6 separate regions of the Homo sapiens genome follow, and regions 2, 3, 4, 5 and 6 are each linked to region 1. Evidence: chromatin loops called from intact Hi-C (ENCODE). Cell type or tissue: PC-9. All regions are shown on one strand. Region 1 overlaps EGFR (epidermal growth factor receptor). Region 2 overlaps EGFR (epidermal growth factor receptor). Region 3 has its middle 52 kb from the start of EGFR. Region 4 has its middle 73 kb from the start of SEC61G-DT. Region 5 has its middle 120 kb from the start of SEC61G-DT. Region 6 has its middle 86 kb from the start of EGFR.

Evidence for each region. A loop is a pair of places that touch in the nucleus more often than their neighbours do. Peaks named below come from ENCODE experiments on the same cell type or tissue, not always from the same donor. Only the 100,000 strongest peaks of a DNase experiment are listed, where the experiment ranks them.
Region 2: a loop joins it to region 1, with 5 times the contacts of the local background. A loop is called at or near these places in 5 of 110 quality-filtered maps.
Region 3: it touches region 1 in a loop (6-fold over the local background); 4 of 110 quality-filtered maps call a loop at or near these places.
Region 4: a loop joins it to region 1, with 7 times the contacts of the local background. A loop is called at or near these places in 4 of 110 quality-filtered maps.
Region 5: a loop joins it to region 1, with 9 times the contacts of the local background. A loop is called at or near these places in 4 of 110 quality-filtered maps.
Region 6: a loop joins it to region 1, with 7 times the contacts of the local background. A loop is called at or near these places in 2 of 110 quality-filtered maps.

The regions. Positions count from the first base shown.
Region 1 is chr7:55,064,343-55,068,342 of GRCh38, reverse strand. All of the region lies in intron 1 of EGFR (epidermal growth factor receptor), which reads right to left. Among named protein-coding and RNA genes, the nearest start is that of EGFR, 47 kb to the right of the region's middle. RefSeq lists an enhancer at 855-1,431. In PC-9, a CTCF peak has its summit at 1,628; DNase peaks (open chromatin) are centred at 1,682, 2,482 and 3,072; H3K4me3 peaks cover 2,618 bases; H3K27ac peaks cover 3,327 bases.
Region 2 is chr7:55,184,764-55,188,763 of GRCh38, reverse strand. The region is part of intron 20 of EGFR (epidermal growth factor receptor); the gene reads right to left. The region is part of intron 1 of EGFR-AS1 (EGFR antisense RNA 1); the gene reads left to right. Among named protein-coding and RNA genes, the nearest start is that of EGFR-AS1, 2.2 kb to the left of the region's middle. RefSeq lists an enhancer at 2,390-3,163. In PC-9, no CTCF peak of the experiment used is centred here; DNase peaks (open chromatin) are centred at 2,343 and 3,102; H3K27ac peaks cover 2,232 bases.
Region 3 is chr7:54,965,454-54,969,453 of GRCh38, reverse strand. No RefSeq gene overlaps it. Among named protein-coding and RNA genes, the nearest start is that of EGFR, 52 kb to the left of the region's middle. In PC-9, no CTCF peak of the experiment used is centred here; DNase peaks (open chromatin) are centred at 29 and 1,853; H3K4me3 peaks cover 1,477 bases; H3K27ac peaks cover 3,516 bases.
Region 4 is chr7:54,830,270-54,834,269 of GRCh38, reverse strand. No RefSeq gene overlaps it. Among named protein-coding and RNA genes, the nearest start is that of SEC61G-DT, 73 kb to the right of the region's middle. RefSeq lists an enhancer at 2,254-3,453. In PC-9, a CTCF peak has its summit at 2,499; DNase peaks (open chromatin) are centred at 2,349 and 3,059; H3K4me3 peaks cover 2,185 bases; H3K27ac peaks cover 3,616 bases.
Region 5 is chr7:54,876,058-54,880,057 of GRCh38, reverse strand. No RefSeq gene overlaps it. Among named protein-coding and RNA genes, the nearest start is that of SEC61G-DT, 120 kb to the right of the region's middle. In PC-9, CTCF peaks have their summits at 1,982 and 2,184; a DNase peak (open chromatin) is centred at 2,167.
Region 6 is chr7:54,931,315-54,935,314 of GRCh38, reverse strand. It overlaps the pseudogene LOC643168. Among named protein-coding and RNA genes, the nearest start is that of EGFR, 86 kb to the left of the region's middle. In PC-9, no CTCF peak of the experiment used is centred here; a DNase peak (open chromatin) is centred at 1,934; H3K4me3 peaks cover 1,800 bases.

The sequences.
Region 1 (4,000 bases):
AAAATCTCCTCTTTGTATTCTCTATTTTCAGAAAACAATTTCAACATCAAGCATGAAGTTTATGATGAATATAGGAAATAGAAGGATGGTGAGGATTGAGGATTTTGTCTGTGGGAAATTATTATTGTTCTGATATTTTAAAACAGAAGAGCCAAACCAAAACAACTGTTCTTTTGACTAAAAAGGTGATGAGAGATTTTTAGTGTCCCCACCACACATGCACACACACACACAGGCACACACATACACACCTGTGCACACACACACACGTATGCACACGCGTACATACATGTACACACATACACATATACACATACACACAGGCACACCTGTGCCCACAGACACACATATACACACATGCACACACACGTACACACGTACACACATACCCATATACATGCATACACACGTGCGCAGACACACATACACAGGAACACACACGTACACACATGTACACACACGTATACACAGAGACACACAGACACACACAGGCGCACACGTGCACACATACACACACATACACGCACATCCGCGCACACACAATGGCAACTATGGGTGGGTTGGATGTGTTAATTTCTTTGATTGTGGTAATGAGTATACAATGTACGTGCATATGAAATCATGTTCTACACCTTGAATATACACAATTTTTATTTGTCAATTAAATATTTTAAAATTTAAAAATATTTCCCCTCAGGAAAAAATTAATAAACAAAAGTAGCAGATTGGTTCCTTAGCAATGTGAATATACTTAACACTACTGAACCGTACACTTAAAAATGGTTACAGTAGTAAATCTTACGTGTATTTTACCATAATTCAAAACTTAAATGTTTTTAAAGTGAAAAAGAGGCAGCAATGGGGTTCTCACTTTAAGCTTCTCACCTCATTTACCAGTAGGTAACTTGTTGGGGCTTTCCCAGTCATTCTGCGTTGTCTATGCAGGCAACTATTTGCTTGAATGTCCGTTTTCCAACAGATGCCTTCCAACACGTGGAACACTCTGGAGTCATTTCCCCATGGGCTCCGGCTCTCCCTTCACACTGTGCTTCTGAATAGTCTTGAAAGCATTGCAGGAGACGACAGCACTTTCCTGCAGACACAACCACCTTGAGGGTTTCTTCTGACCTTTGCTCCTGAAATCCTTTGCTGACCTTTCTGACTTTTGCTCCTGCAGCTGTGCTCACGCAGGTGCAGCCCAATGGTTTTCTGAAACTGCGCCCTACCTCCCTCACCCTGACAGCAGTGCTGCAGGAGAGATGTCACTGTCCCACCAGGCAGGTGAGGAGCCGAGGATGCAGGACTGGCCTAGGTCACCTGGCCAGCCACTGCATGGTGGGGCTGAGGCATAAACCAATGGCAAGGACGCCTGCCTCCCAAGTGACCAGCTCAGCATCCAGTTCTGTAATTCCATGTCTCTGTGGATGCATGGTTTACTTTTACGTTTTGGAATATCTATATGAAATCATGGGTTTTTATGTAGCTGTATCATTGTCAAGCTTGAGAAATGCACACATCAAAGACTTTGTTCCCGTCTATCTCAGAGGAGGAGAAGCTAGGCAGCTGACCTCAGGGAGCAGCCAGAGGCTTGACCTGAGGAGCCTCTTGCTTACTTGTGAATCCACAGCACCCCTGGTGACAAAAGAGAACCTGCGTGAACCCCACCCCACCCCAGCACGGTGGAAGGAATTCAGCTGACTTTCACAATAGCAACCAAAGCTTTTGAACTGCCCTTTTTGTAACCAAGCAAACCAAACTCGACAGTGAAAAGAGATGCCTCTGTGATGTGCGAAAGATAATTCGTTACAGTGAGTTAGAAACTGATTTGCTTACAGAAATTTTGGTTTTATATTTGATTTACTTGTGTGCCGCAGGCTGACGGTAGCCCTGGCCGGAGGAATTCGAGGCTACAACCCAAGCTCCCTTGCCCTGTCGCCTCTGCTTGCACCAGCTCCCGGGGAACATTTCACACCAAATATTTCTTTGTATTTAAAAAAGGACTGTAAATGTCTGAAAATAATAGCTGGCACGACAGTGCCTCATTAGTTATCAAATGCCACACTATTATGACCACGGTATTAATTTTTTAGTTTTCACTTACTGGATTTTTTAAAAATGTAGGCTGTAGTTTTCAGAAATGTCAACTGCCAGAACACCCCCTGCTGACAGGGAAAGAGGCTTTGCAAACATGGGAGGAAAGGACGCAAGAGGGGAGTGCGGCTGTCCTGTGCAGGGGACTCTGTCACACACCACGAACGCCTCAGTCAGACACCTCCTCTGCATGGTACTTTCATCACGTAGTCACTGCGAGGAAAAACTGTGCTAGAAACAACATGCAGCTTTTTGGAAAAGTTTATCTTTGTCAGGATACATAATAGGGCCAGGCTTCAGGAGGCCTTCTCCAGGGTTCTAAAGGAAGGCAAGAGCGAAAGGAATGCAGCCGTAGAGAATAGTTTTGGAATGACAGAGGCCATATGACTCAGCTTCACTTGGCAAAAAAAAAAAAAAAAAAGCCACTTAGTCACTTACTATGTTGTCCCCTTCCCCTTGCCTTCAGCTCTGCCATGCATGTCAAAAGCATGTTAGTGAAGAGGGAAAGTAAAATGGCCACTTTTCTCTGGGGAAACACAGCCATGTCCCTAATTCCCCCAACACCTTCTGGGGACGCTTGAACTCATCGCTGGTTGAATTCACAGCCATAGCTAACATGTTTACAACATGATTCACTGTGTCATGATCTCAAGCCATTTCTTATTCCTTCTGCAACCAGAACCTTTTAATAAATACTCTTGAAAATGGGAAACTGGCTGTCAGTTTTTAGTGACTTTCCAGCTCTTGCTTTATATTTTTAATCTTAAAATAAAACTGATCTTTTTAAAGACACAAATGTGTTAGTAGCCACCCAGATACTTCTAGTGAGTAAATTACTCTTCTGGAATAACAAATTAGAGGCTTTTGAAAGTGCATTAACCCTTTAGACTCACCCTGCGCAGCTCACTTGTGCAGGGAGTTTCCACACAGCGCATGAGTCACCAGCAAAGCTTACTCCTCGTCCACCCCTCTCCTCCCTAGGGAGTAATTTCCTTAGAACATCTCAGTGTTTATGCATTAAAGGCCCAGAATGCAGCAGGAATCTCCAGTAACACTAAGAAATTCCAGAGTTGCACATCTGAGGAAGTGGGGAGGAATCTTCATCTGGCTCTCCCAGTATTAAGCGAGCAATCATCAAAAGTGTCACTTTTCAGATAACTTGAGTTGACTTCTGGAAGCTTCGAGAATGCTTTTTGAGATGCTTTTCAATACATGCCTCTAAAAAATTCACTATAGTGTGCCTTCTGATTTTATTATATTTGGTTTGTGGTATGGTGAGTGGCAGACCTCTTCCAGGAGGACGCAGTGTTGTCACCTTGACCAGGAAATGCAGGGACATGCCCATCTCTTGGGCTATTGGTATATGTGGCAGGTTATTTGCTAAAACAGAAATGATGGAGCCAGTAGGTTTGTGTCTACTTACCATTCTTTTATTCCCTGATTTTCCTTTGTTTTAGACTTTGAAATGGCAATTTCTAAAATTCAGAAGGCTAAGATCAATGAGAAAATCCATCCTTGTATTGTTAAGAAGCCTTTATCTTGTTATATAATGGTTTCACTATCTTTTCTTGGGGCTGTCATAATCCTTTGTGGAAATACAAGAGCTTCTGGTTTCTAATTAGGTTTAAACCGTATCTAAATTAAGAGTAAATGCGCACTGACTGAGAGTTTGAAGAACCAAAGAGAAAAAAGAAGTGCATAAATGTCAGTGGAATCACTTTACAATCTCTGTTTGGTTTGCATGAATGGGTGTTTGTGTGTGTATTTCAAAAGTGGGGAAAATGGACTCTGAAACAGTAAAGGATCCTTTCTGGATGTCTGGATACTAACATATTCTCCTTAACAAGGCAACACAAGCTGCTCTGAGAACAACAGCCAATTCTGGATAAGTGAAATTGCAATGAGTACT
Region 2 (4,000 bases), 120 kb before region 1:
TCCCACTGCCGGCACATTTGAAAGGACAACTCTGTGCCTGGCGCAGTTATGCTTTAACTGGTCCCCAAAGATAAGAGCTGCGATACGGCCTGTGAGCTCCCAGGGTCCGAGCAGAGGTCGCAGGAAGAAATATCAACAAAGCCTCAGCGGGGCCTCTCAGGAAACTCAGTTCCTGCTTCTTCTCCGAGACCCTCACTTTAATTGAAATTAAAATATTTATTTTTGTTAATTACTACAGGAAAACTGGAATGAATTTTGAAATACAGCACTGAGGTTAAAAGGGGATTTGAAAAGCCAGCCTGGAACTTCCACTTACAAAAAAGAAGGCTCTGCTCCACATGGCTGTCGGGGCTTATTCTGGCAGGGTACCCCAGAGTGAGGGGCGGGGGCTGTGTTTGACCTTGAAGGGCTGGGTGTTCCCAGGGGCTGCCGCACCCCACGAGTCTTGGGAGGAGTTCAGAGTGAGAGGCGGGAACTGGATTGTTTGTGTTCTATTTTGTAAATCTCCTGTGGAAGAGCTCATGGAGCAGTGACTTAGGAAGGAAGTGGAGGAGGGGAGGACGAGAAGGCCGCGTGGTTCTGGTGGAGTGGAGGGCTTTCCTATCAACACTATTCTGTTGTTGCTGTTGTTCAGAAGTATTTATTTAAAGCAAGATCAGAAAGAGGCTTAAGGTTCATCATCTTCAAAATAACCCACCTCTACCAGAACCATGCTGAGACCAAGACCACCATCACCCTTCCCCTGGGGGCTGGGGCTCACCTCTCACCTCCACTTTGGGCTGGTCCTGAGGCAGGCAAGGCCAGACACTCTTGGCCACAGCTAGGGAGAAGGTGAGGGGCCCCGCAGGGCTTTCTCAGGCCTCATCTTCCAGGATCCCCCTGTACAAATGATGGTGTTCTCCCCTCAACCTTTTAGCCCTTGGGGTGCTGGTGGGGAGGGCAGCCCCACCCCAGAGACCCACCTGCAACTGGTAGAGGTAAGGGATGGGGTTCAGGGGGGCTCTGAAACTACGGATCTGATGAAGTTTTTAAGCAGAGTGGTCACCAGGAGAAGCCTCCGCTCCTGTCTCTGGACTCCAGATCTCAGAGCATCTGTGGCCTTGAGCTCCCTAAAAAATGGAAGAGTCTGTTCCTCAGGCCAGCTTGCCACCTTCCCAGGCAGGCATAGAGTAAGTGCTAGACCTCGGAAGAGGCAGGAAAGTGTCAGAATGTCCTATTCCTAGACAGAAGTGGTGCAGCACGGGCACCCTGCTGCTCAGGGAGGGAGGGCTGCTGGGACCCCTGTCCTGAGAGTCATGCTCTGAGCTGGGGCATCCATGCAGGCTGAGAGGCTGCACCATGGAACCAGGCCACCTGGATCAAATCCTGAGATCTTGGCAAGTGACGTAAACACCGCATGCCTTTGTTTCCCCATATGTAGAATGGATTAATCAGAGGGTGGAATGAGTTTATGTAGAGATAGCACCCATGGAGAGTCCCGGGTAGGTGCTCATGATTGTCACCATTTCCTCCAAATGCCAAATCTATTCTCTCTTCTCCATTCCTTTTGCAGCGACCTTGAATTTGGCCACCATCTTGCCTTTGTGATGAGGCTCCATGTGCTTGGCCCTGAGGGGTCCACCCCTCCTCCCCAGTGTCCCTTATCTGGTGGTTTCCTCCCTGTCCTCAGCATCTCCCAGTCAGAGTCACTTCCCCACCCTCAAGTGCCTTCACGCCCTGTCCGCAGCCAACTCTCACCCACAGAGGCCTCCTGGACAGGGAAAGGACCTGTCACGCTGTTTGGTCTGCAGGACTCACGGCTCTGGAGGGTGAGGGGCCATCTGGCTTGTTCACTGCTATCTTCCCAGAGCCAGGGGGCTTGGCTGACAGACCCATTCCATTCAAACTTGGAGCTCACCCTCCCTGTGCCTTGCATGGTGGCCTCACTATAGCTGCGCCTCCTGCTCTGACCTGCTTCCCTTCCTGCTCTGTATTTGTTGGCAAACTTGGGGAGATAAGAAATTTTGTCTTACTTCTATATGTATTTCATGTGATGCTTAACACTAGCAGGTAAATGCTTAAGAAATAACTAGTCAAAATGTCTAAAGATGATGAATGTGCTTCAACAGCACTGTGAGCTTTGTCTTTTTAGTGATATACTAAAGTGATCATTAGGTTAAGTTTAGCTGCGACCCTTTGTGGAATACGCAAGAACAAATAAAAAAAATAACTCACATAACTGAAATCTCTGGTCCTTGGACCTAGGAATCCACAAAGCTGTGTGATGTGAACGTGCTGGGTAAGTCATCCTCTCTGGCCCAGTGCAGACGGGATCAGGAGGTGCAGGGCTGAGTCACCACCCTGGGGCCACAGTTAGTCAGCAGGGGTAGGCTCTGCCGAGTCCTCATCTGAGGATGGGAAAGCCATGAGGGGAGGGAGCAAACCTGGATGACGAAGGCCGGAGCCCTCTGGGACCTGCCTTGCAGTTGCATTGGAAGCAATGTAGAGCAAGCCAGGGTCTCTTCTCCATGACAGCCTATCTCCACCAACACACTGTGGCCCTTCCTCAGTGCTCCACCCAGTGTCACTTTCACTCTCTCACAGTCCTGCTTGTGTGCTATGACACGCACACAGCACGATCTGTCAGCGTGGTTTTCGTGACCTGGCACCTAGGAATAGGCCTGAGTGGCCTGGAATGTGCTGGCACCACCAGCTTGGAGTCTCCTTCCCTGTCTCCCGGTGTGGACGGGATAGCCCGGCCCACTCAGCTCATCTTCCTCTCCCTCCCATTAGCAGCTCACAGGCACTGGGGCTTCTTGTCAGTAGCAGAGCCGTGAAAGCACCTAGGGCTTTTTAAAATGGACTTGGACCAAATTAAGTAGCCCACGTACTTGTAAAAAGGAGCCTTTGACGTTTTCTTTGATGTTCATCTGCATTAAATTTTACCTCATAGATGGAACTAAGTGTAGTTTGGTGCTTATACAGTTGTGGTCAGAGAGTGCCATGTGTAAGCCAGTTTCATTCTGAGAACCCTGCCCCACCGCTACCGTGCGTTGTTCACCAGGCCTGGCCTCAGGACTGTAAACTGATATTGTTTGCTGTACTACAGAACCACATCAGTGTCTGCCTGAACACTCAATTCTGTGAGACTGTAATCTGCATTAGGTGATGAGAAAGCTCTGTTGTCCAAATAGTTTGGAAGAATGTGAGATGAGTTGCAGTCTGAATGGCAGGACTCTGCAGTCCTGGGCATGGGAGGCTCCACGGGGAGAGGGTGGCACAGGAGCAGGGCTTTCCAAACGGCACGGATGACGGGATCTTTGGATGACTGTGCCGTGTGATTTATTCTGGGATTTACTAGCTGGCTTGTAAATCCCAGGAAGAGTAGACAGGCTTTCTTAAGTCTAACTTAATCCCAGTGCATGAAAGCCACTGTGAGCTCCTGTGTGGGGAATTTAGGAGGCACCTGCTCTTTCTGGCTAGTAAGCAAGTGGTGTCTCCGCAAGCTCCTGAGATGGTTTTGCATATGGAGAACAAAATCCATTTTCCTTGTAGATGGCAAGGGATGTCTCTCTCATGGTCTACTGGTCTCATATGGATTCCTCCCAAGACACCTCTGTTTTTTTTCCTTTTTCCTTTTGTCTAGTTGATATAATTTTATGTAATCTCTTTGGCAGTTTAGTCAGGACAATGAAACTTGCATAACAGTGGCCAGCTCTCCCATCAACATTTAGAAGAAAACTTACCTAGATAGTTTGTGCCTTTGTGAGTCAACACAGGACATTTATAAGCCAATAAATCCCATTTTGAGGATGCCAGGAGTTTAGTTTCTGGTCAGCCACTAAGTGTTTCTGGGTAGTTTTACTTCAAACGTTTAAAAAGAAAATTTTTTAATACTCAGATACATTGTAAGTAACCCAAGAGCAAATTTCTATTGTCACAATTTGGGGAATCACTGTTTTCATTTCCCTCCAGGGACAGCTGTTCCATCATTGCAACTATTCAAATACAGAGGAATGAG
Region 3 (4,000 bases), 99 kb after region 1:
TGGGAACTATAGTCATCATGTTGTACAATGGATCTCCTGACCTTACTCCCCGTGTCTAACTGAAATTTGTATCTTTTGACCAACACCTCCCCAGCCTCTCCCTGCAGCCTCTGGTCACCTCCGTTCTGCTCTCCATGCACGTGAATCCACCCTTGCTACATCCCGCGTGTAAGTGAGATGATGCTGTCATTAGTTTTAGGACTGTGTCAAGTATGGGAGCGTGGGTGCTGCAAGAGGTAAGATCTCCCAGTGACTCCCAGTCATGAGACTATACAAATCATTAAACATATATGAAAAATACCTATCAAAAGGAAAAACAAATAACTTGGAAAATATTTTTGGCTTATACAGGAAAATGTATTTGTTATTCAAACCAATGAGAATTGAATGAGAGCTTCAAGTTTAAGTACAGAAAATTTGCATAGTAGGAAATATTTTTAATATGCAAACATCAAATGATGATTAACATTGTGATGTGTGAATGAAATTATATTTAGAAGACTGATAAGATACCTTTTACGATTAATGAGGTGTCAGCAGTGAAGGAGGTGTCCCCCTGTGACATACCTGACGTAATGAATGCAGTGTTACTGAAGCCACGTTTGCAGCATCTGTCCTGTGAAAACTGACAGAAAAACATACTGACAAGTAAAAATACCTTTGATCAGGATCCTACTACTGTGACTTTATCTAAAAGTAAGAAGATGATCATTGTGTATTTACATATAATAGCAAATTATTGGCATCAACCTTAATATTCTACCATAAGATAAAAATGGAAATAAATTTTAAAATGCAGAACTTAAAATAATAACTGTGGAGTTTATGCAACATAAAACATATTCAAAGTTAGCATAAATACAAAAACAAAATATATACTTATTTTCTATGTCAAGGTTATAACTATAGAGGTGATGTTCTTTTTTCTGCAACAGAAAAGTGGAAATAGTTTGGCATTTGGGGATAGCAGCATCAATGTAATTGAGCAACAATTAAGCAAACACTAATTTTAAAATGTACTATTGTTACTAAATGTTGCATAGTCAACATGGCAATACTTTCATTCCTTGTGATTAGTAGCGGTTGTATTTCAAGGCTTTGCAATTGTCAGTCCCTGTCTCTCAACCCCAACCCCAAATGGCCACCGGCAGTTTCAGCCCTTTCGAGCCTGCAGCAGAAACACCTGGGCTGTACTGACAGCTTCCAGAGTGAAATGAAGACCGCATGTGGTGCTTTGCCACAGGCCTGGGAATCGAGCTGGGCAGTGCTTGTAGGAACACTGGGCCGGCTTCCTTTCTCCCCACCACCAAGTATGGCCAGGTTATTTGACTGGCCTGCCAGGTGCTAGGTCTTGGTTCACACTTGCAGTCCTCTCCCTGTATAAGCTTCTGCTAGATTCTTCTGTGTTTAAAAGAATGTATTATTCCTCAGAAGGTTCATAAGAGCCTCCCTTTTCTGGGCTGAGAATGCCCACAGGATATCAAGAACCACCACTGCTCCCTTCTCTTCCACTTGGGAGCAAATTCCTTGGCTACCAAGACCATGGCAGTCTACTGTGTCACATCTGTTGGATGTATTTAGACTTCGGGAAATCATTGACCTGGTCATAAGTAGACCCAATGACTGCTCTATCCACTGTCTCTAAAAAAACCCTGAACTAGATACCATGGCTTATCCTGGGTCATTTATTTATTTCCTTGTTAGCCTTCAGTCTGAATAATCCTTACTTATGGATGTTCACCACGTGACCTGAGGTGGAGGATGGTGGCCTGAGAACATGAGGTGGCCCAACATGTTCAAGCAATGGGATCGAGTTGTTTTGTTCTTGTTTGCTAAGATACGTGTGGGGAACTCTGGATACATAGTTGGAATAGTTGGCATCCCTACAGTTTGGAATGTTTGTGTCTCACGCATTCCAAGGACATGCTCAGGTGTGCAATTGCCCGGGCTGTCGCAATACAGAGAAATGGGCCATTCAGCTTGAGTCAGAATAATCATAAACAATGCAAAGTACAAACTTCTCATAAACTTGAATGTGTCTCTAGACTTCGCACGTAGCTATTGAAGGTGAAACCCTCCTCCTCCAAAAAACAAATGGACTAAATCAAGGTTATAGAAGAATGAGCATAAAGGCACTTTATAACAGGGCTATGTTGGAATGTCACTTGGAATTCAGGCACTTGTCTGAAACTTGGCATCTTAGAATTGGAAGAGAAAGACTGTGAAAGGAATATTTAATTTGCTCCATTCCAAAACTTGACATCCAAACACTATTTAAAGAAACAGTTTTGATAATCTGTAAACTTGACATTTTGAACAGTCTTGTTCATTAAACCCCTTCTCTTTTCAGCCATGTTTATGAATCTCAAAAGCAGCACATAAACCTTCACTTACTGACATTTATTGATGTTTCATTTTAATTTAATACTTTTAATATAACAACTGCTGTTATGGTCCAGACACCAAGCTGAGCAATTTACGAGGTTTACCTCATTTAATCCTCATGACACCCCTATGACATGGTTACTATTTCTATGTGCATTATTCAGAATAGAGACTTACACAGGTTTGTTAACTTGCCTTCGTAAGTAAAAGCTTTAGTAAATTCTAAGACTTAATAAATTCCATAGCTCTCATGTAAACCCAGATGGCTTTATTTCAGAGTCAACCCACGTACTTAACACCACACTATGCGATGCGTGCCCAACACAAAGAAAACTCAAGTCAGATGTCAAAGCATCCTAGCATGATAGTTTATATGCTCTTCTCACAAGGGTGACCCTAGTGTCTTGATTCCACTCTGTCCCCTGACCTAGCTCTCATGGTTATGATTCCTTTTTCACCTGCCTTAGGTAGTGAAGGTGTTACCTAAAGGAGGGTGAGTGTGTGGCTCAGTGACATTGCTGAGATGTCACAGGCTTATTCTGAATAATGCACATAGAAATAGTAACCATGTCATAGGGGTGTCATGAGGATTAAATGAGGTAAACGTTGTAAATTGCTCAGTTTGGTGTCTGGACCATAACAGTATTTGTTATATTAAAAGTATTAATAACAAGCTTATTTTCCTGAACACATCTCACCCTGTTTTGTATCTATCTCAATGGGTAGAACATAACTATTGTGCCCAAGGAAGCTGTTCATGAAATAGAGGATGTAGTTAATACCATGGTTCCAAACCTTCTAAAGACAGGTAAACTTAGCTCCAGAACAGTTAAAGTCATTAGACTGTGGTTAGAATCAATTGTCATTCCTCCCTTCCCAAGAAAAGTATCCTATAATTACATTTAAATATAAGAAAAGGCTTTAACTAAGTTATTGCTGACTATATCTTATGTCCAATGAGATAATGAAAGAAAATGAAAACTTTTATTGTTTAAAATCGGTAACAGATTAATGGGTACAGAGTTTCTGCTTGGGGTATGGAAAGAATTTTGGAATGAGACAGTGGAGATGTAATTAATGCCACTGAATTTTACACTTAAAAATAGTTAAAATGGCAAATCTTATGTGATATATATTTTACCGTAAAGCTGTTTGTTTACTTCAAGGTGAGTATAGTCATCCTTCAGTATTTGTGGGGTATTGGTTTCAGTATCCTTTGCAGATATCAAAATCCACAGATGCTCAAGTTCCTGATATAAAATGGCATAGTATTCGCATATAACCTACACACATATACCTTTCTCCTCCATACACTTTAAATTATCTCTAGGTTATTTATAATACCAAATACTATGTAAGCACTATGTAAATAGTTGTTATACTGTATGTTTTATTTGTATTATTTTTGTTGTTGCATTGTTATTTATTTATTTTGAATATTTTCAATGTGGAGTCAATGAAATCCATGGATGAGGAACCCACAGATATAGAGGGTTGACTATAATCCAAGAAAGGGAGAGATGAGAAAATCACAGTGTCCTTTATAAACTGGTCTCTGAAGTTAGATATCATCACTATGTTTCATTCTATTAGTTACAAAGGAGTCAGTAAGTCC
Region 4 (4,000 bases), 230 kb after region 1:
GGCGCGGCGGTTCAAGCCTGTAATCCCAGCACTTTGGGAGGCCGAGGTGGGCGGATCACGAGGTCGGGAGACCAAGACCATCCTGGTTAACACGGTGAAACCGGTGAGCCGAGATCGCACCACTGCGCTCCAGCCTGGGCGACAGAGTGAGACTCTGTCTCAAAAAAAAAAAAAAAAAAAAAAAGGAATCCTGGGCTAGGAAGCCTGCAGAGTCAGAATCCTAGGGCAGGAGGCCGGCCCTGTAGAAACGGGTGGGAGCCGGCCACCCGGGATGAGACAGGGTCAGCCAGGAGCCAGGCCCCAACCATTTAGCTGCCGTCCAGGCACCCTCCGGAAGCTTCCCTGCGCCTGCTTTGAACCCATGGTTGCCAAGCGCGGTTACTCATGCCTGTAGTCCCAGCACTTTGGGAGGCCGAGGCAGGCGGATCACGAGGTCAGGAGTTCGAGACCAGCCTGGCCAACATAGCGAAACCCCATCTCAACTAAAAATACAAAAATTAGCTGGGCGTGGTGGCAGGCGCCTGTAATCCCAGCTACTCAGGAGGCTGAGGCAGGAGAATCGCTTGAACCCGGGAGGCGAAGGTTGCACTGAGCCGAGATCGCGCCATTGCACTCCAGCCTGGGGACAGAGCAAGACTCCGTCTCAAAACAAACACAAACAAAGACAAACAAACAAAAAAGAACTCATGGCTGAGAAATGCCGGCCGGATCTCAGCTCCTCTCGGCCCGCGTGTCCAGAAATCGACACGGATTCTAATCAGGGGTTGAGAGACATGAAGAGCCCACCCCCCTCCATCCCACCTGCCGCCAGCACCAGCCCGCACCGCTCTAGGAGCCGCCACCGCTGCGGCCACCGCTGCGGCTTCCCTCGCATGGCCGCAGGGCCTGGAACCAGTGCGCGCCTCGGATGCAGGCTTCGCGAAGATTCGGCAGCCGCAGGGCCGGGCGCCTGGCCACCAGCCTGCACTGCTCCTGCTGTGTTGTGCCAGCCTCAAGCCAGATTTACGTTGCTTCTGGAAAAGAAACGCGTCATTACTCATCCAGGCTCGGAAACAAGCGGCACTTCAGCCTCGTCGCCGTCCCCTGGCTGCACAGGGCGGGCGACTTGGGCCGGCGAGGCCAGGGCTGGACACGGTTCGGGATGAACGCTCCCTGACCCACGTCTGGCCTGCTGCCCACTCAGCCCTGCATTATGGAAGAGTCACTCAGCGTCGCTGCACGCCTCGGTGCCCCTATTCACAAACCTGCAGCCCAGTCCTGGGCTTCCTCCCCCAGATGGAGCAGGCAGGGCTCCAGGACCAGTCCTGTGTGAACCCCAGGCCAGCGAGGTGCAGTCCTGGCCCTCTTAGGAGGAGAATCCTTAGGATCACCTTCCTCTACTCTGCGCTTCTATTGAAAAACCGCATTGCAAGAGGGAAGTGGTGGGGCAGGGAATGGGGAGGCTTTTCTACTTTGTTTGAAATGGCATTACAGCTTCTCTGATTTTAAGAGTAATACATTATCATCGCAAAAAACTCAAGGCAAAAATAATTTCTGTGATATCAACTTCTAGAGATAATTTCTACTAGTATTTTATTGTATTTTTGAGGTACATATTATGAAAAGAGAAAGAGGATAGGTGTATTTTAAAACCAACAATGATTTAATCTTTTTAATGATGTTTAAATGCTTTAATGCTATTTTGTTTACTTTATTTCCATCTGCTATAATCTTTTAACTACTGTTTTGTAAAAATACTCACTAAGATAACTCCTAACACCTTTTCTACTTTATATTTTTTGTGTATTTTTTCAGTGTTTGAAAGTTGTATGGTATATTTTAGAGGACGTGGAATAGATTTTTTAAAAGAATATGTATTGAATCAAATGGTGCACTTAATTCAGCCTAATGTCTTCAAGGTTTACCCATGTTGCAGAAATGTGTTAGAATTTCCTTCCGTGTAAAGGCTGAATAATATTCCATTATATGTGTATATCACATTTTCTTTTTATGGTAGTAAACATTTTATTTTTATTTATTTTTTAGTTGACAGAAAAATTGTTTGTATTTATTATGAACAACATGATGTTCTGAAGTACAGTAGTCTTCCCTTATCTGCAGTTTCCTTTCTGCGGTCTCAGTTACTTGTGGTCAACCATGGTCCAAAAGTGTTAGATGGAAAATTCCAGAAATTAAGAATCAGTTTTAAATTGTGTGCCATTCTCAGTAGTGTGATGAAATATCATACTGTCCCGTCCATCACACCCAGGATGTGAATCATCCCTTTGTCCGGCGTACCTGGGCTGTTATACACTACCTGCCCATTAGTCACTTAGCTGTCTTGGTGATCAGACTGACTGCCAAGTATAGTGTGTAAACCAAAAAGTATCTGAGAAAGGTCTCCATCAATTCAGAAGTTAATTTTGCCAAGGTTAAGGAAATGCCCGCAAGGGAGGTCTGTGCCTTGCTCCAAAGACGATTCTGAGGGCTTTGGTATTTAAAGGGGAAAGAGGGAAGTTGTGGTTACATGACTGAATCCATGTGTTGCAAGAGAAAAGGAGCAGGTAGGGGAATAGCCTATTATGTGTTCTTCTAGCTCTCAGTAAATCGGCGCTTCACTTAAGATAAGGTGAGGGTACAGTAGCTACCTGTGGAGATGTTTAACCTTTTATCTGTACTACTCTGCTTGGGAATAAAAGGAAAAGCAGCTTCTTGCATGACTCAGCTTTCAGCTTAATATTTTCTTTTAGCAGAGTGAAATTAGGTTCCTAAGTTTTGGTTTTCCTTTCGCAAGTATATGTAGGGTTTGGTACTATGCATGGTTTCAGGCATTTACTGAGGGTCTTGGAATGTATCCTCTTGGAATGGATAAGTAGGGACTACTGTATATATACATTGTGGAATGGCTAAATCTAGCTTGCATTATCTCACATAGTTGTCATTTTTGTGGTGGGAACACTTAACATCCTCATTCAATTTTTACACGCAGGTACTGAGTGTCTACCATGTACCAGATTCTGCTCTGATACTGGGGACAGAAGAGAGACAGGCCACACCCTGAACCCACGGAGCCAGGAGCGATGATGAATAAGAAAACAAACAAAAAAAATTGAGCAAGATGATTTCAAAGTGTGGCATTAGGTAGTAATAAACAAGATGATGAATGAGTAGGCAAGGGGTGGGAGAAGGTTATTCAGATAGGATGGTCTGGAAAGGTCTCTGTAGAGGTTGTGTTTGATCTAAGAGCTGAAGGATAAGAAAGACTCGGGGATAGAAGGGACTTGAAATATTACAAGAATGGAAGGGAGGCTAAACTGCTGAAATACCCGTGTGCATGTATGTGTACGTGTGTGTGTGCATGCATGTGTGTGCATGCATGTGTGTGTGTGGTGATGAAAGACAGATGAGGCTAGAGAGAGCCTTTTATTATTGCAAAATATTATGTTTGAAGAGTTTTAAGCTTACGAATGAGACAACCTGATTATTAGATTTAAAAAGATGGTCCTGGCTGCTTTATGAATTAACATTTGTGTAAAGTTTTACAGTTTACACAGTATTTTCCCATTCATAGTCTCATTTTATCCTCATTCCAGACTTTTGAAAAGGTCTTCCTCATTCCCCTTTATTTTTCATTTGTGATAAGAACACTTAACATGAGATTTACCTTCTTAACAGATTTCAAGTGTACAATACAGTATTGTTAACTGTAGGCATGACGCTGTACATCAGATCTCTATAACTTATTGATTTCACAAAACTGCAATTTTATATCCATTGGACTGTAACTTCCCCTTCTCCTCTCCCTCCAGCCCCTAGCAAACACCATTCTACTCTCTGCTTTTATGAAATTGACAGTTTTAGATTCCTTATGTAAGTGAAATCATGCAGTATTTACCTTTCTGTGACTGACTTAGCATAATGTCCTCAAAGTTCATCCATGTTTTCACATGTTGCGGAATGTCCTTCTTTTCTAAGGCTGAATAGTATTCCACTGAATGTATACACCAAACTTTCTTGATTC
Region 5 (4,000 bases), 190 kb after region 1:
TAATCACTGAAGTGGTCTTTCTAAATGTGGAATTTACTGTATCACTTCTCTACTTATAAACTGCTGTGGCTCTTGATTAGTCATAAGTTAAAGAGCAACTTCTAAGTATGTCATTCAAAGTCATTCACAAGCAAGGCCTAACCTATTTCCAGCCTCATCTCCTGACCCCACCTCCCCCAACACCTGGGCTTCACCATATCCCACAGTTATGCTTTAGTGCCCAGCCTTCCCTGAATCTCCACACCCCCCATGTCAGTTCCGTGGCCCTGTGCTCTCTGGGCCTGGGCTCTGACCTCTCTTCCTCAACTACAGACTATCTATCGCTGAAGATCCTCTAAGGTTCTGCTCAAATGTTACCTCTCAGCCGGGCAGTCCCTCTCACCCCCAAGGAAGAGTAAATTGCTCCATCTCTTAGCCTCCCTTGAAACATTGCATTTCTACTAGCGGGGTGTACACATCACATAACATTGTTGAAATGTGTGAGTTGTCCGTACTATGATTTGTCTATCTCCTGGTATCTCCTAGAAGGAATTTTTGTTTCTCGCTCGCAGGGTGTAAATTTGTTTTTATATAAAAGTTGTGACCAAGTATCTTAATAGCATTTATTGAATATTACCAGACAGAGTTATTCAATCATTGTTCTCTCATTTATTAGGTCTATAATTTGGGTAAATTTCTTTATTTTTCTGAGTATCATGCTTACTCATCTCTATAAATAGAAATGCCAAGATAAATGGGCAAATGGGTGAATCTAGTGGGCCTGGGACTTGAGCAGAAATGACACTTTATGACTTCCAAGGCTAGGTCATAAAAAGTCAGAGTTTCCTCTTTTTCCTGTCTCTGAGGACACATGCCTTGGAAGCCCTTAGGTGACATATAAAAGATCAGCTACCCTGAAGCATGCTAGAGAGACCACATGGGGAGGCCACATAAAGATAGCGATATCCAAGAAGCCCTAGCTACTATAACCTGCAGCGGTTTGAATTTTCCAAGTATAACCCACCAAAAATATGAATGAGTGAGCCCTTAAGTTATTTCAGTTCTAACTTTTGAGTAACCCTAGTCGACATGGAATAAAGCAAGAGTGAACAGTCTCTTTGGCAGAAGTTCTGCCAAATTGCAGATTCATGAGCAGAATGAACATTGTCATAGAGCACTAAGTGTTGTGATTTTTAATACAATCCTCCAAAATTATTATTGCATATGTGTTTTATAATTGAGAGCAATTAATATGCTTCTTTAATTTTGAAATTCTTAGTTTAAAATTATATGATACTGGTAGACAATTTCCAGAATTTTGGCATAATAACCTACATGTACCCTCTCCCTAGTGAAACAACCTAATTGGTGAAACTGAGAAAAGAAACCCAAACATTTTAAATCTTTGGAACTTGTTCTATGGGCATACAGCATAAAAAGAAACATTTATTTAAGAAAATCTACCAAATTTTGCTAAGAACAGTGAAATTTGAGCTACTTCCTGTTCTTTCTTTCCCCATCCAGCTCAGCAAAATGACAGCTCTACTCTGCATAGATGCAGGCAAGATCAAAGCTCTTTCCCATCGGCCAAGAACATAGGCCTTGTATGACTGTTCCAAATAAAGTCAGTCCCTTAAGTATCTCCATGAGAAGTATCTCTATGAGAAGGGCAAGCTACCAGCTCAGTGCTACAGAGACTCTGTTTGAGGCAAGAACAATGAGAGGTCTGGGGCTTCCTTTCTCCACCCAGCTCCCACTCATACCCCAGGTATGGCAGGCCAAGAATACTGGGGCCCTAACTGCCCTCACCTGTAGCTTAGAAAGCCAAAGGTTCCTCACAAAAGGAGGCAAGTTGAGAAGACCAGAGGCTGCTGCCTCAATCCAGTGCCCTGCTTGCGAAGCAGGGGTGCCACTCAGAGAAGTAAGCCACTATCCTGGTCCCTACCTCCAGAGCAGCGACACAACGGTTTTGCCCAACTAGATACGTTGGTCCTAAGAGGAGAAAGCTCGAAAGCTCCACTTAAGGAACTGACTTTATTTGGAACAGAAAGTAAGGGAAATTCGAGCCTAAGGGCTTTCTGGGAAACAGTGGAGGTAAGCAGTGATTGTAAGTAATTAAGAGAGGGCTGGTAGTTCCATGACAGGAGCAAGCTGCACTACAAACAAGGTGGAACTTTGGCAGAGAAAACCAGGAAACAGACAGCTAAAAAGAGCCCTCCTGTGGTTGGAACAAACCTCAACAGTGGCCTCAAAGATAGGAAGCAATTTAGGCCCAAGGGCATCATCAAAAACAATGGAATAATCAGCTAGCAATTGATGGAAGCTATAATAATAGCTAGATATAATACTGAGACAAGCAGACAGCTTAACAGAATGACTGGGAAGGAGAAAGTCAAAAACAGCCCTGCTAAATTCACCATTATCCCTGGTGACTATGCACATGGCCAAGGCCACATCCTCTGAAGAGTGACTGAGAAATTGCACAGTACAAAAATATAGACTTTCTTAAATAGTTCAACAAGGTCACTAAACACATAAAAAAAAAAACAACAACTCTACTGGGGCGTGTGTGTGTGTGTGTGTGTGTGTGTGTGTGTGACTATTCACTGTTGCTACAATAGTGTATCTAAAATGATATTTTTAACAAAAAATCACAAGATTTGCAAAAGCAAAAAAGGAAATCAATCTATATACAAGAAAAAAAGCAGGCAACACCAACTGCCTTTGAGAGAGTTCTGTTTTAAAATTTAGCAGACAAAGACCTCAAAGAAGCTATTATAAATGTGCTCAAAGGGGCTGGGCATGGTGGCTCGTGCCTGTAATCCCAGTACTTTGGGAGGCCAAGGCAGGCGGATCATAAGGTCAGGAGTTTGAGATCAGTCTGGCCAAAATGGTGAAACCCCATCTCTACTAAAAATACAAAAATATTAGCCAGGCGTGGTGGCACATACCTGTAATCCCAGCTACTTGGGAGGCTGAGGCAGGAGAATTGCTTGAACCCAGGAGGCAGAGGTTGCAGTGAGCCGAGATCATGCCACTTCACTCCAGCCTGGGCAACAGAGCAAGACTCCATCTCAACAACAACAACAACAACAACAAAAATGTGCTAAAAGAACTAAGGTAAAAAAGGCAAAGGGGTAAAGGGAAAGGAAAAGGTAAAATAAAAATGAAAAGGTAGAGGGCATAATGACAATGTCTTATCACTGTGAAATAGAAAATATCATTTCTGTATCTCACAAGAATAAAGTTAGTATAAATCCCAAGGATATTCTGACAAGTTAAGATGTATGTGGTAAGCCCAGCATACATAAAATAATTAAATATATAATAAAAAGGAACTAAAAGTTGCATAAGTTCATTAAAGGAAATAAAAGTCACACTAGAAAAATATTTACTTAATGCAAAAAAGCGATAAATGAGAAAAAGTAGAATAAAAATGACACGAGAAATATAGAAAAAAGAAAGATAAAATGTAAGATATAAATACAGTTTTATCAATAATAAAAATAAATGTGAAAGGATTAATTATGCTGATCAAAAGCATAGATTGACAGTCCAGATATAGAAAGATCTGTCTTAGTTCATATGGGATACTATTACAAAATACCATAGACTGGGTGGCTTATAAACAACAGAAATTTCTCACAATTTTGGAGGCTTGATAGTCCAGGATGAAGCTGCCAGGAGATAGAGTGTCTGGTGATGGCTTGCTTCTTTATAGACAGCTGTCTTCTCATCATAACCTCATGTGATGGAAGGGAGAAGGAGTCTTTCTTCAGCCTCTTTATAAAAGAGTACTAATCCCATTTATGATGGCTTTACCCATGTAACATAATCACCTCCAAAAGACCCCAATTACTAATACTACCACCTTGGGAGTTAGGATTTCAACATAAGAATTCGTGGGGGGACAAAAACATTCAGATTATAGCAAAATCCACCTTTATGTTCACTACAGGAAATGCACTTCAGATTCAAAGATGCAATTAGGTTTAATTAATAACAATTTCATTTATTAATA
Region 6 (4,000 bases), 130 kb after region 1:
AGAGAGTCCCTATCAGGTGCAAGTTTCTGTAAAGCTTTATATCTAGGTTCTTCACTCAGAACTGTATGAATTTCACTCATTTTATCTGAACTAGGTGTTGCATTAAGATCTAAATCATAAAAAAGTTCAGAATGCTCAAAAAGCATTTCTTGAAACTTTTCTTTGGATTTTCAACTATTTATCACTGATGCCTACCATATGCCTCTTTGCTATCAGCCTCAGTGATATACTTGAAGGCTTCATCCTCCATAACAAAGCACATAACTTCCTCCCATGGCTGTCCAGGTGAAATGACTTGAATTTTTTCCAAAGTCTTTTTGAATTTTTCCTTCATTTCTACCCTCCTCTTCTCGGATATTGGATGTTGTACATGGTTCTGACAGACTTTTTCAGCTTCTAAAGTGCTCAGGAGGTCAAATGGAATCTGCCTGTCATTAATTTTGTCTATATGGTCAGTTTCATCCCAAGGTGTTTTTTCTAGCACCACAAAACATAACTGGAAATCTATTCTCTTTTCCATTAACTTCAAAGCTTCTGACCAATTCAAATGTTCAATCTCTTCTAGACTTGGCAAGAGTGTTAAAAACTCTTCTTGGTAAAGTATTTATATACTCTTCTCTCCTTTTTCTTATAGGTTCCTGTTTAAGTTGTTGTATATGTTTTGAGAATGTATTTCTGGCCTTTCTTGTTCCCTCTAAGTTGATGTATTCTTCATAATCAGGATGATTTTTTAAATTTATTACTAACAGTTTTCCAAGTTGCATGATAATCTCTCACGGTCTGCACAAGTTTTCAAACTTATCTGTTGCTGTGACAAGTTGTCTCTGTGTTTTATAAGCATCCAAATAGGGAATAATTTTAGGCTTGCTACGAGTTTTATCCAACATTTGTACCAGTGCAGTGAAACACGTTTCAATGTTGACATTAAATCCTGCTGATGTTTCCACTACAAGAAGCTTCTTTTTGTTTGAAGCAAATGCCTGAACTTCTCTAAGATAATGATCCACGCATTCATCACATTTAGTTGCCGCTATTATTACAGGTATTTTTGATTTTGATAACTGGACAAAAAGGTTATTCACAAATTTAAGTTGATCATCAAATTTCCTATTGCATCCCTGACTTACATCAATGCATAATAAAAATCCATCTACATTGAGCTTCCCTTCAGGCATTTGCTTCTGTTCAAAGTCTTGTTCTAAGCCTAGTTGATCAGTGCAAATGTACATTAGTTTTTCTGCTGACTGCAATCTAGATGCAGCTGCACGTTTTATATATGGTTGCAAATTCATACTCCGATGAGGCAAGAATGTCTGGTCATCAATGAACTGTTAAATGACATGAATTTTGCATTCTACTCCAACTTCACCATTTTGTGTTATGTCACCCCAGTAGTACAAAAAGTGATCACTGTTTACGACTCGTCCTCCAAAGTCAATGGTGCTAAGCACAGAAGTATGCTCTGGATAATATTTATCTGCTTTTGAGCGTGCAAATCTATTGCACAAACAAGACTTTCCAACTCCACAGTTACCTTTGTCTTTTTCAGTCCCAGAGAGTCCAACTACACTGATAGTATAGGATGGGGGACAAGGCTCTTTGTTTTTTGCCATCATAACTCTCTTCTCATGCCTCTACATTCATAAATGTAGATATGAAACCAGATATGCTTCTCATTCTGAAAATAAAATCATCTGAAAATACAGATCCCAAGTTTCAGAACTGTATTTGGTTCTTTGTATTTCCCTCATTTCTGTGCAGAAACATCTTCAAGATCATAGAGATCATTTTCCTAACAACGTCGGTCTCCTCTGTCTCCTCCTCAACCACAGCGGCCCTGGCTGTGGCTGCGGCAGCAACATTCCTGGGTAGCGCTCCCGCCGCCGCCTCCTCCTCCACTCTCTGCTCGCCTCTCCCCCGGCGCGCTCACCGAGCGGCGCGTCCCTTCAGGCACCTCCCTCCGCCCTCCCCGACACACACGCCCGGAAACCCTGAGCCCCACGGCCCCCGCAGCCTGCTCACCCACCCTCCCTCCCTCTCTGCCACCAGCTGCGGCCCCGTCCCTCCCCGCTCTCCCAGCGCCAGCCGCAGCGCCAGGCTCAGTAATGGCGGCCACCCGGGCTCCCTCGCGCTGACCTAAGTTAATTTTTAATGTACAATTAAAGTATTATTGACTATAGTCACCCTGTTGAGCTATCAAATTCTGTCTTATTCATTCTAATTATATATATATGTATGTATGTATGTATGTATGTATGTATGTATGTATGTATGTATGTATATGTATGTTTTGTACCTATTAACCATCCTCACTTCCCTCCTTCACCCCCCCACTACCCTTCCTAGCCTCTGGTAATCATCCTTCTACTCTCTATCTGCATGAGTTCAATTGCTTTGATATTTAGCACCCACAAATAAATGAGAACATGCGAAATTTGACTTTCCAAGTCTGACTTATTTCACCTAACATAATGACCTCCAGTTCCACCTATGCCGTTGTAAATGACAAGATCTCATTCTTTTTATGTCTGCATAGTACCCCATTGCGTATATGTACCATATTTTCTTTATCCATTTGTCTGTTGATGGACACTTAGGTTGCTTTCAAATCTCAGCTATTGTGAACAGTGCTGCAATGAACACGGAAGTGCAGATATCTCTTCCATACACTGATTTCCTTTCTTTTGGGTATATACCAAGCAGTGAGATTGCTGGGTTATATGGTGGCTCTATTTTGAGTATTTTGAGGAACCTCCAAACTGTTCTCCACAGTGACTGTAATAATTTACATTCTCATCAACAGTGTATGAGGATTCCCTTTTTCCACATCCTCATGAGCATTTGTTATTGCCCATCTTTTGGATTAAAGCCATTTTAACTGGAGTGAGATGATATCTCATTGTGGTTTTGATTTGCATTTCTCTGTTGATCAATGATGTTCATCTCCTTTTCATGTGCCTGCTTCCATTTACATGTCTTCTTTTAAGGAATATCTGTTCAGATCTTTTGCCTATTTTTAAATCAGATTATTATTTTTTCCCTATGGGGTTGTTTGAGCTCCTTATATATTCTGGTTATAAACTCCTTGTCAGATGGGTAGTTTGCAAATATTTCCTCCCCTTCCGTGGGTTGTCTCTTCACTTTATTGACATTTCCTTTGCTGTGCAGAAGCTTTTAAACTTGATGTGATCCCATCTGTTCATTTTCGCTTTAGTTGTCTGTGCTTGTAGGATATTACTCAAGAAATTTTTGCCCAGGCCAATATCCTGGAGAATTTCTTCAATGTTTTCTTGAAGTAATTTCATAGTTTGAGGTCTTAGATTGAAGTCTTTCATCCATTTTGATTTGATTTTTTTGTATATGGTTAGAGATATGAGTCAAGTTTCATTCTTCTGCATTTGGATATCCAGTTTTCCCAGCACCATGTATTGAAGAGACTGTCCTTTCCCCATTGTATGTTCTTGGCACCGTTGTCAAAAATGAGTTCACTTGAGATGTGTGGATTTGTTTCTGGGTTATCTGTTCTGTTCCATTGATTCATGCTTCTGTTTTTATTCCAGTACCATGCTGTTTTGGTTACTGTAGCTTTGTAGTATAATTTGAAGTCAGGTGATGTGATTCCTCCAGTTTTCCTCTTTTTGCTTTGGCTATTCTGGATGTTTTGTGGTTCTATGTAAATTTTAAGATTGCTCTATTTCTGTGAAGAATGTCTGGTATTTTTATAGGGATGGCATTGAATTTGTAGATTGCTTTGAGTAGTATAGACATTTTAACAATGTTGATTCTTCCAATCCATGAACGTGAAATACTTTTACACTTTTTTGTGTCCTCTTCAATTTCTTTCATCAGTATTTTATAGTTTCATTGTAGAAATCTTTCACTTCTTTTTGATTCCTAGGTATTTAATTTTATTTGTGGTTATTGTAAATGGAGTTACTTTTTTGATTTCTTTTCCAGAATGTTCACTTTTGGAATATAGAAATGCTACTGATTTTTGCAT